2 separate regions of the Mus musculus genome follow, and region 1 is linked to region 2. A link is a loop called in an ENCODE intact Hi-C map of the cell type or tissue named here. Cell type or tissue: heart. All regions are shown on one strand. Links, peaks and the distances in the headings refer to the core of each region. The heading gives the core; the rest is flanking DNA.

Region 1 (5,546 bases), core at 547-5,546, 370 kb after region 2:
TTCTGGCCCCTAAGAGTGCCCACGTCACCCCGGGGTCAGTGCAGGAGAGAAAGGAGGTCCTTGTAGGAGAGTTACAACTGAGTGGGCAGGCCTCGGCAGTGGGTGTGGTAAGGAGGCTACGGAGGTGTTGAGGAGAGGTGAGTGGCGTGAACACCATCCCACCATCCACTTTCCTTTCCTCTCCCCCCATCCCCCTTATGGCTACCACATACTTACCAACCTGCCAGACCCGTCTGAAACGAAATCCTGCCAACGTTCACTATCTGTGCTCAGTCCCCGACAACCAACCCCAAATCGAGGTACTGTTTGTTTTTTTTTTTACCATCCCTAGGTTCTGAGCAGTCCCTATCCCACCCAGCCACTGACAGCTTTCTTGTCTCCTCCAGAGCCAACCTCACTTGCAGGACCGTCCCAGTTCCGTCGAGTTGGCTCTGTGAGAGACAGAGTCCAAAAGTTCACATCTGATTCTCCCGTGGTTGCCAGGCTCCAGGATGGCCCACCCCGAACAGCCCTTGCTTCACCGACCCCCACAAGGCTCCCGGGCCCTTCCCTCATCAGCACCACCCCTGCCTCCTCCTCCTCCAGCAACTCCTCCTCTCCGAGTCCCAGTGACACTTCCTCCCACAAGAAGCAGAGAGAACTTGCTCATTCCCTGGCCGAGCTTCAGAGCTGCCCTCAAGAGGAGGGCCCTGGGGGGCGGGGCTTGGCTCTCAGGTCCCTTGAAAACAGAGCAGGGGGGCCCAAGCCCTGCTCAGAAGAGCCCAGTACCCCACCGCCCGTGGCCGTTGGCACTGGGGAGCCAGGGGGCAGTATGAAGACTACGTTTACCATTGAGATCAAGGATGGCCGTGGTCAGGCCTCCACAGGCCGGGTGCTGCTGCCCACAGGCAACCAGAGAGCAGGTAGGTTTCTCACTGCTGGGGTGGAGTGCTTGCACCCCCAACTCCTGATTCTGCTGGTGCGGCAGGTGCTGCGGCCAGTGTCCAGGGTGTGGCTCACCATGACTGGCACTGCCTACATTCCACCTGGCCCCAACAGCATCCCTCTCCCCTCCAGAATTGACTTTGGGATTGCGGGCACCCCCAACCCTTCTCAGCACCAGCAGTGGGGGCAAGAACACCATCACCCACATCAGCAACCCTGGGACTGTGACCCGACTGGGCAGTGTCACTCACGTCACTACCTTCAGCCATGCCTCCCCTGGTAACCGAGGAGGCTGCAACTTTAAGGTGAGCCTCTCCACAATCCACCAGCCTCACTGTTCACCATCTCCAGGGACAGCTTACGGGTGTAGGCGGGCATTCTCTATGGTGCATACAAAGAAACTGAGGCCAGAGAGACTAATAGTCCATCCACAGTTGGTGACATGGCTAAGACTGATCTAAGACTGATCCATGCTATGTTACCCAGAGGTGTGGCTGAGGTCATTCTTCCCATATGCTGATCTTTTGTTGTTTAGTTTTGTTTGATGTCGAGTCTCTTGTATCCTGGGTTGGCATCGAACTAAGTATATAGCCAGAGCTGACCTTGGACTCCGTGATCGTCCAGCCTCTACTTCCTGGGTGCTGGCATTGCAGACGTGAGCCACTGTGCCTGGATCCACTTGCTAATCTTTGATCCTGGCACCTAAGTTGAGCAGCTCACTCTTAATGAACAAGTGTGAATGCTGCAGCTCATGGACAGTGTAGTAGGGGCTTTGGCCCTCTTCCTACGGCAGTCTCTGCCATATATACCCCCGTCCCCACCCCACACTGAACATCAGCCCCAACGTGTGGATCAGATCCCACGCTAATCCAAGCTCAGCCTAGTCCATTAGGAGATTGTTGATTAGCATCTTTGCCATGGAGGCGGGGCAGAGCCACTGATGAAGACAGGCAGGCAGGGGGCACTGGGCAAGCGAGGCATCAGCCTAGCAGGTGCCATGGGAAATGAATCCGAGGCATTCCTTCTATTATTCATTCCCAAGCTCAGGATCAACTGGTTGGGAGCTCAGCTGGGAAAGAGATTCCCTGTGGGCTGCCCAGGTAATGTCCTTTGTGCTGTATGAAAGACGGAATGGGACTTTGACTGAGGTGAGGTGGTCAGATGGTCCGCTTTGGGCCTTCAGAGGGGTAACAGGATGAGAATGTGAACAAGATCAGTCTTTTGGCAACAAAGCAGGACCCAGTAGGTTGGGGTGGCTGTCGTGAGGGGCCCTTGTGGTGAATGGAGACGTGGCTCTGGCCCTAACTCACCCGTCTCCCCATCTGAGGCGAACAGATGTGTCTGTAATGCACTTGTGCAGAGTCCAGGGTTGGATTTGGGCACACTGGCTGGGCTAGAGGACATGTCTGTCAGGGACAAGCCCCCATTCCAACAGAGAGCTTAAAGTCCCATCTTCCTGGGCCTCCATTGTCTTGACTTGTTCAAGGCTTTCTAAAATAATGGGGCACGAGAGCAGATATATGCAGGAGTCCAGCAAATAGAAGTGTCACAGCTGATATACCTGGACTAAGCAGTCCATGCCCTGCTCCTTCCATTTCTCCACCTATCGGGCTCTGGCCTCAGTAATCCTTGAGCCATGCAACAGGCTGTCCCCCTGTCTGAACAGGCTACCCATCCCCCTCCATCCCCTCCGCAGAGGAGCCCAGAATAGGTTTCTATTTGAGCAGTTGCTCCAGCTGGCTGGTGGCAGGCTGGGAGGCCAGCAGGGGCGGGGCAGGCTCACTGCCCTTGCCTTCGCCCTCAGACCAGCTGCGAAGCTGCCAGCATAGACAGCAGCAGCCCCTGCTACTGTCCCACCATCGTACCCCAAAGAGTCCCCACTAGCAGTATGCCCGGAGTGCCAGGGCCTGGGCCTGAGATGGCTGCAGCCTTTGAAGAACAGTTGAGCCAGGCATTACAAGAACTGCAGACGGTGGCTGAAGCAGGCCGGTCAGCGGTGACCCAGGCAGCCGATGCAGCTCTGGCCACTGTAGAGCCAGTGGCTCAGGCAGCCGAAGAGCTTCGAGCAGAGACGGCAGCTCTGAGCCGGCGGCTCGATGCACTGACCAGGCAGGTGGAGGTGCTGAGCTTACGGCTGGGTGTTCCACTTGTGCCCGACCTGGAGTCTGAGCTAGAGCCCAGCGAGCTGTTGCTGGCTGCTGCCGACCCCGAGGCCCTCTTCCAGGCAGCTGAGGATGCTGGGACCCCCGTGGCCCACCCGCCTGCCTTTAGCACCCGCCGCAGCTCTTCTGGGGGCCCCTCTCGAAGGAGCAGTCTCGTAAGTCAGCCCGTGGGAGGGAATTGATTTGAGCCCGGCTCTGCTGAATGTCTGTCGATGTACCAGCACTGCCTCGGCCTCAGTTTACTTCACTGTACAGACTGGTACAGTGTATAGTGAGGTACCTCTAAGGCTGTCCCTCTAAGATTGGGACAAGAAAGTGCCAGGCTCTTGCCCTGGCAGCTGTCCTGCAGCCTCAACCAGGCCAAGCCTCTCCAAAACAGCTGCCACTTTGGCTCTCCTTACCCTCCTGACAGGCAGAGGCCGTGGGGGTGGGGTGGGAAGGTGCTATAATATCTGAGCTGGGCCTTGGCTTCAGGGGCCAAGGCAGGAGGGAGATCCCCTGGGGGAGATAGGCCAGAGCAGGATGCTCCTTAGACAGTGGGTCTCAACAAGGAAGGGAAGTTGGATAGCCCTTCGAGGGGTCTTGGCTTGGGTAGCCCCAGTCACACACCTTATTAGGATCTGGTCCAGTGCCTTGGCAATCAAGACTTGGGATCTGCTGCCTAGGAGGAAACTAGAAATGAAAGATCAGAAAGAACTCAGCCTCAGGATTGAAACCACTGTGCTCAGCCTGCAGGCCACATGGCACTCACAGAGGACCTGTGGGAGAGTCATTCAGCTGCTCTAGCCTCAGTTTCCCCTATCCCTAACAGAGACAATAAAATCCTTAGTGCTTATACAGATACTATTTTCTACTGCATGGAAGCCACTGTTGCTGCTGCTGCCAATTTGTATTAGGATGATTCTGGATATGTGAGAAACTCTATTCTTCCGGTTTCACTACGGTAGGCCTGAAACTAACATGGCCAACCTATATTAGCAGGCCTGGCAGGCTGCTGGCGTTATCTTTAATGCTATGCCAGCAGCTCCAGGATCTAATCCTCTTCTACCCAGGTTTCACCCACATCCCTGTGTAAACCCTACACCCTCTCCACACTCTGTAGATGGAGCCAGATCCTGCAGAGCCCCCCTCCACCACAGTGGAAGCAGCTAATGGCGCAGAGCAGGCTCGAGTGGACAAAGGCCCAGAGGGGCGGAGTCCCCTGAGTGCAGAGGAGCTGACGGCCATTGAGGACGAAGGAGTCCTGGACAAGATGGTATGTTAGTTAGCTCTGGTAGGCTGGGGGCTGGCAGAGGGTCGGGATTGGCAGGCCCCTGGTATGCAGCAACCGCTCTGTCTACAGCTGGACCAGACTACGAACTTTGAGGAGAGGAAGCTCATCCGGGCTGCACTGCGTGAGCTCCGACAAAGAAAGAGAGGTAGAGAGCCAGCTGCCCTCCTAGGTGTAGCCACTCCATTCCTCAGCTGCTGCCCTCATTCCGGAGTCCTCCTGTGGACACTCCAGCCGAGTAGTTGTCCACTCACATCGCCTCCCCTCAAGCCGGGTGCTCCCTGGTCTCCTTGCCCTGTGTTGGCCCCCTCAGCCTTTCTCACCCTACATCTAACTGCTATCTACTGTCCAGTGTGGCTTGCTTGAATCCAGATATTCCTCCCAGCTGCTCGTCCTCCTGCTGAGACCCTGTTAGTCTTTGTCCCTGGGTGTGGCTACATCCCCTTTTCCTACAGCTTCTTAGCTCTTCTGTCCCTTGTGCCTCTGGATTTACTTCTGAAACAGTTGTTCTCTGAGAACAGTGACTCCCCAGCTGGCAGTCAGACGCCTGCTCAGCCTTGACATGCACTCTCCCACTGGGTTGCATGTGTCCTGATGTCACTTTTCGTCACCTGCTTGCTTTCTCTGCAGACCCAGTTAACTTTCCTCCCCAGCCTCTCTCCAGTGTCCTTTGCCTGGGTCTGACCGCTTCTCTTGATACCTCCACCCACTCTCTGGGTTTAGGTGCTCCTTCTTCCAGTTGTTCCTGTCCTTCTAGTTTGAAGGTCCAGTTCTCAGCTGCTCTGTCCACCCAGCTCTCTTCCCTTGGGACTCACCTTCTTATTCCCATAGAAACCTGTCTTGGATCCAGACGCCCCTTTGACAGCAAGTGTTCTATGTCCCCTCTTCTGTCTGCCTACTCTATCACCCTCAACACACACTCAGCTCTGGGCCAAGTTGTGGTTGTTCCCCCCACATCCATCCCTAGAGAGGCACTGGGTTCCTGTGTCATTGGTGTTTCTAACGAGCTGCCTCCACTCCATCCCGTGTGCCCCTTGTGTCTATGCATGTGTGTTGTGTGGCGCTGGGCTGCCCTCCTGGACGTGCATGGGGCATCCCCGGCTCAGACCAGAGGGACAAGGAACGAGAACGGAGGCTACGGGAGGCACGGGCCCGGCCGGGCGAGAGCCGAAGCAATGTGGCCACGGAGA
Region 2 (6,261 bases), core at 539-5,538:
AGTCAGCCAGCCTGGGACCCTGAGTCTCATGGTCTGCAATTCTGCACGCGGTCTTGTGTCAGGACTCTCAGGTTGCAAAGTGAGAACTCTGGAGGCGGCTTCTCGGATGAGGCCTAGCAGAGATCAAGCCATTTCTTCATCTCTCTCACATAGAGGCTCTGAGAACATGTATAAACTAAGGCCTGTGTACAGGTAGGATTGCTGATCTGGGCACCACTGGGATCCAAGCACTGTGTGAATCTGATCTAGAAAACCAGAATTGGGCCACTGTGGTAAAGGTAGAAGGGGCAGTCTCTGTAACCCTGGTTGAAGACCCCTAATCTAGCAGGCTGGCACTTACATTGAGAGACATCCAAGAGCACCAGGAAGCTTCAGGATTTGCCTCTGAAAGAACCAGGTGGGATTTTGGCAGATTTGTTTCTGGGTTGGTCATCTCCGGGAGGGCTGCAGGAACCCCAGCTTGCCATATGCACTGGGCACTGGTTCCTATGACCCAGCACCATCTGCCAGCTCCACCCTACCACTCACAGAAAAGTTACCTTCACTATATTATAAGAAATGAATGTACTCTCTGAAAGCACAGATGACAAGATAGTAATTGTTGGGAATTTCTGTTCTTGATTTTGTTTTTGAGATAGGGTCTCATATGTAGCCTAGGCTGGCCTCAAACTCACCTTGTAATCTTTCTGCTTCAGCAATCTGAGGTTACAGGCATGCACCACCAAACCTGGCTGGACTGCGAGGTTAAATGCTATAGCAACACTTTTTCTGGCGTCATGAAAAGCACCATCTGCTGTGCTCCTGCAGCAACAAAAGTCGAAGTTCAAGTTCAGACCTTGGTGTACTGGAGTTACTGGTGGGCTGGCTTACAGTGGGATCATCAAACGGGTCTCCTTCTCGTAGATGTCTGGGATCCGTCCCATTGGCGAGTCCATCATCTGCATTGTATTCTTGCCAAAGAGCTGCAACTCGTAATGGATGAGCTGCTCCCAAAAGCCACTGTTGGGCCGGATGATGGGCCTGCATGACTTGGTCCAAGTGTGGGCATCTACAAGGGACATGGCATGGTACTTCATGAGGTAGGCGAGGCACAGCGCAGCTGAGCGGCTCACCCCAGCAGCACAATGCAACAGTGTGCGGCCCTTCTGCATCTCCACCGAATGGATACGGTCGGCAACGGAATCGAAGAAATTGGAGAGGCGTGCGACGGGCGCATCGACCACAGGCACCTGCACATACTGGATATCCTCGTAGAAGGTGTTTGCTACCTCTACTGAGACGTTGATGACTGTGGTGATCTGATTGCTGGACAGTAGGAGCTTGTTGTTGGCAGCCACACCATTGCTGATAAACAGGCTCTTGGTGATCTGCGAGAGGCCTCTGATCGAAGGCTGGGGGATCTGAACTGGGAAGGCACTCCACGGTGAAGTCATCAAAGTGGAAGTCGACAGTCCGTGCCGTATTAAGCTTGCATCTTTCTGCTAGGCTGTGCCCACTGAAACCTGCAGGACGGAGGAGGAAGTTTGGAGGGCAAGAACCCATCAATCGAGAAGCACAGCAGAGAACTCAGTGATTACACCAACATTCACATCACTGAGCCAGAACTGTTGCCCAAGTGCTGGGGGTCTTTTCACACAGAGGAAGGGGGCCAGCCATGGCCAGAGAGACCGTGAACAATGGAAGGGACGGGCCTTAGGTCTACTGGGGTGGTTTCAGGAGAAAGAGGGTGGTTAGGAGCTGAGGGAGTAGAAGCCACTGAAAGAACATTAGGGTGGATATGTTCCGATTACGTTAAGTAGAACTGGACCCAAAGGTTAAAGGTGACAAGAGGGAAAGTGATATGCCAAGTCTTTCCATCTTCTCATAACCAGCCAGCAAGTCTAGCTGTTTTCAGCACACATGACTGGTGTCATCTACATACAGCACAGCTAGTGGAAACTCATGTTCTCTGCTCAGCTGTGTGACTTCCAACATTAATGACCTCAAAGTCAACTGAGAGCAAGTAGAAAAGAGCCTTGGTGATGGTCACCTGGAACTGCAGCATTCAGGAGGTAGAAGAGAAAGGTGGGGCCCTTGCTTTATGGGTCCTGCCCCCCAACAAAGAGCTGAGGAAACAAACTACAGGGTTTTTTGTTTGTTTGTTTTGATTTAATTTTTTCCTTGTCACAGAAACAAAGCTGTTTTCTTAAAATTAACCTTTGAGAAATCAGGATTTCCCAGGCAGGCCAGTTTCAGCTAGCATAAGGTCATGGCCTAACTTATCCTCTCAGAATGAAAAGTCATTCAGGTAACCTCAGGCCAATCAGTTATTTTTCCACTGTTCTGTCTCCCTGTTCCTGCCTTCCAAGGAATGTGACTTCCAAGTGACATTTGGTTTTGTTTCTGCTCTCTTCAGTCCCTTCAGAGGTAAAGTTAAAATGCAAAGCTTGTGGGAATGACAAATAAAGGCATTTGTTATAGAGTTGCAAAGATAGTAAGAAGCGATCACAGACAGTAGGACATGGTAGAGCAGACCTGGAAGCTGAAGCAAGATGTGGTGTTCCTGACCAGACTACTGGAACTCTTTCAAGAGTTTCAAGAGGGGGAGGGGGAGGGGGGGGGAGAGGGGAGGAGAGGAAACAGAAACGTCATCTCCATTTTTTACATTTTACAACCAACCAGGCTTTTGGCATCTAGTTAATTTGTAGCCGTGAAACCTGAGACTCGAGGAAAACCAGTTTTGTTCATCATTAGACAGCAAGTTCTGAAGGCTGATATTTCTGGTGGATTACACTTTCTGGAGAAAGTTGGCAAATATAGGTGGGGCGCTGGTTAAATTCTGGGTTATAAACGTGGAACAGAGTCCACAAGTAGATGAGTGGAAGGTGCCACAACAAGCCTAGGAAGCTTGGCCTCTCTACGTGGTGACAAGACTCAAACAATCTTACCTCCTTCCCTCAGTGCCCCCGAAATCTTTCAGGGCAGAGCCGCGGACGACCCTCTCCAAGAAAGAGAGGGCCCTTCATGATTCCGGACCTTGGTAGCAACGGCTTCTCCTCGCGGAACAATGGGCAGTTCGGGGCTTAGGGGGACCCCGCGACTGATTCTGTACCTCGAAGGACTACGCAGTTCCCAGGCGTTTGGGAAAAGCTGGGTGGGCTGCCTGTCTTCACAGAAATGCGCCAAGTAGCCAGAAGGACCATTGCTACACCCACCGCCTGCACGCCCCGCCCACTCACCCTTCGTCTCCTAGGCAACACGCCCAACAGAGCCTCACAAAGAACGCCTAAAGACTGTCACGCGGTCTGCTTGCCGGTTGTCTCCCAGGCAACGCACTCCAGTGTAGATAGTTGCTCTGCGACCGCGTGTCTTTCCACCATGGTTTTAGGTCTTGCTAGCTTTCCTGAGTCGCTCTCTAGCCAGTCAGAGACCGCTACACAGCCCAGAAGGCCTTCAGTCAAATGGGACTTGGGCTCGGATTACAGGAAAGGTACCGAAGAGACTACCGCTTCTGGTTCGAACTTCCGGCGCGAGAGACTGGACAGCCAGCCGGATCTTGGCCTCCACGTCCAACCACAGATCTACTTCCTGCGGCCGCGGTCCCCACTCCCCAAGTTGTTATTCAGGTGTGGCTCGGGTATACAAAGCAGTTGTCAGACCCGGGACCCCGTAAGGGAATCCGACTCACTTTGTTCCAGCCGTGTCCCCCCCCCAACCTCCGCCCTTAGATGTTCCTCTGATCGCAGCAATGTCTCCGATCGCAGGATTTTTCAGACTCAGGCCAACCCGTAGGACCTTCAGAAGCCCGTTTTCTGGGCCGAAGGCACTGTCCCGTTTCTAGCCTTCCGAATGAATCCTGACCCTGGCGTAGTGTAGGCTTGACGTCTGCAATTGGTCTCAGGCTCCAATCGACTTGGCAACTCCAGGCCTTCCCATTCTCCAGCGTCCTTGAAAAGCCTTCAGTTCCCCAATGTTTGACTCCAATCCTGTCCCCCTTCTTCAACCGGCATCAGCCAAGGATGTAACAAGTCCTACAGAGGATTTATTATGGAAACACAATTTGTTTCAAAAATGACCAGTATTTATTACTTGATAAATTTGGTGCATCACTAAGTAAAGAGGGTCTTTAAATATTTAGTCTCTTTTTGGTTGAAAATAGGACTTAGACTTGTGTGTAAATTCCTGACCGTTGACTCTGTCTTCCCATCCGCACCTGGGTATGTTGAGTCATCCTGCATAAAAACCAGAAAAGTGGAACTGGGTAGCTTTCAATGTTCGTTCCTTTGTATTAGCAAGCACAGCCTGACCACAGTTGTTCCTAACTCATAGGAAAATGAACTGGAGAACGTTATTAGAATCCCCCTAAAGGTGCTTTGTTTTCTTCTTAACTGAACGTGGTTGCACACGATTGTAATCAAGCACTCAGGTGCTGGAGGCAGGAGGATTGGAAATTCAAGGTCACTCTCAGTTCAAGAGGGAGTTCTAGGCCAGCCTGGATACACGAGACCTTGTCACAAAATATACATCTTTTTGTTTGTTGGGTTTGGTGGTGGTGGTGTTTTCTGTTTTTTTGTTTTTGTTTTGTTTTTGTTTTGTCTGACTATGAATGTATTTTATGATGATCTTATTCTGATGTGCTAACCAATAGAGACTGAGTTTAGTATAAGTTGTTATTTGTATTCCTTCTGTTCCTGTGTGTATCAGACAGCCATTTCTGTTTCAGTCAATTCATGTGTGGTTCTTCCCTTTTTGCTATTGTTTGTTTGGGAATCTGTATTCAGAAATACTTCACCAGCACGTATGTCATTTCCCTGGTTTCCTTTAGAGTGGTTTGCCAATCATTTCAAAAGTAAAATAAACTAAGCAACATCAACAACAACAAACCAAACAGAAGTCGGAGCAGCAAACCAATCACTGTGCTGGCTAGTTTTTGTCAATTTAAAACTACTAGTTTTACCTGGGATGAAGGAACATCTTTTGGGGAATTGTCTACAGCTGATGGCCTGTGGGCGTGTCTGGGGAGCAGTTTCCTAATGACTGGTGTGGGAGGATGTAGGGCACTGTGGACAGTGTCACACCTGCGCGGGTGGTTGGGTTGTATAAGAAGGCCAGTTGAGTAAGTCATGAAGAGCAAGCCAGTAAGCAGCCTTCCACTGTGGTCTCTGCTTTAGTTCCTGACTTCAGGTTCCTGCCCTTAGCTCTGCCTCAGCCTTATTTGATGAGCAACTGCAACCTGTAAACTGAAGTAAGCACTCTCTTCAAGTTGTTTTTGGTCAGTATTTTATTACAGCAATTGACAGGCTAAGATAATCCATATCTAAGTATATGTGTGTTGTATTTTTAAAAAGCACAACACAAAAATTCACTCTTTAGTAAACAGTAGCCACTGTTTAGTTGCAGTGGCCACAACTTTTTTCTCTATCTAGTTATTATACCAAGATATTTATTCTTGATTATATGTATTATATCAACTGACTTAACACAATGATCCACTTGGCTTCCAAGTTTTAGAATGTATGAACAATTGTTTTTTTAAATGGGAAAAACCATTGAAAAACACTTCATAATATAACTAAATTATCAAAAAATGAGAACCCAGGAGCTGGAGAGATGGCTCAGCAGGTAAGAGCACTGACTGCTCTTCCGGAGGTCCTGAATTCAAATCCCAGCAACCACATGGTGGCTCACAACCATCTGTAATGAGATCTTATGCCCTCTTCTGGGGTGTCTGAAGACAGCTACAGTGTACTTACATATAACAAATAAATAAATCTTAAAAAAAAAAAGAGAGAGAACCCACTGGCTAACATCATCATCTGTTATTTGTTGAGACATGTAGCCCAGCTTGGCTTTAACTCATAATGTAGCTAAGAATAGCCTTGAACTTCTGATCCTCCTGCTTCTGCCTCCCAAGTGACGTTTATTGATGCTGGAGATCACCAGGACCATGTGTGTGCTAAGCACATTCTACCAATTCATTCCCAGCTGCCCATTCTGCTCAGATTGCTCCACACCTCTTACCCGTGTGGGTGTCTCCAACCCACTGATGCCCTGGGGCCAGGATGCCTATGGGCAGCAACATCCAACATGGCAACTGATGTAGCAAACTGTAACATTAACTTGATTGCATGGTTCCTGAGTGTAAACTTTGTCAATAGTTGCAGTGTCAAAAGGTGGAACAACTTGTCAAAGTCCCTAAAAGTCCTTTAACACCCCAAACTTTTCTCATTTTTAAACATTTCCCAACTCTTCCATTAGACTCTACTTATTAGCTAAATCTGT

Evidence for each region. Peaks named below come from ENCODE experiments on the same cell type or tissue, not always from the same donor. Only the 100,000 strongest peaks of a DNase experiment are listed, where the experiment ranks them.
Region 1: it touches region 2 in a loop (1.9-fold over the local background); 3 of 42 quality-filtered maps call a loop at or near these places.

Annotation. Positions count from the first base shown.
Region 1 is chr11:3,525,123-3,530,668 of GRCm38, reverse strand. It overlaps Smtn (smoothelin), which reads left to right. Exons shown (of 20, transcript NM_001284427.1): 9 at 228-299; 10 at 387-902; 11 at 1,057-1,229; 12 at 4,189-4,341; 13 at 4,429-4,504; 14 at 5,463-5,546. It also overlaps a transcript of Gm11946 not described here. Among named protein-coding and RNA genes, the nearest start is that of Gm11946, 4.9 kb to the left of the region's middle. In heart, for the core only: no CTCF peak of the experiment used is centred there; DNase peaks (open chromatin) are centred at 758, 2,648, 3,508, 4,242 and 2 weaker places; H3K4me3 peaks cover 628 bases; H3K27ac peaks cover 1,257 bases.
Region 2 is chr11:3,892,184-3,898,444 of GRCm38, reverse strand. 4921536K21Rik (RIKEN cDNA 4921536K21 gene) reads left to right here and starts at 3,319. Exons shown (of 3, transcript NM_026150.3): 1 at 3,319-3,605. The coding sequence starts at 3,358. Dusp18 (dual specificity phosphatase 18) reads right to left here and starts at 3,205. Exons shown (of 2, transcript NM_173745.5): 1 at 2,928-3,205; 2 at 1-1,502. The coding sequence starts at 1,433. The coding sequence ends at 867. In heart, for the core only: no CTCF peak of the experiment used is centred there; a DNase peak (open chromatin) is centred at 3,264; H3K4me3 peaks cover 1,695 bases; H3K27ac peaks cover 1,593 bases.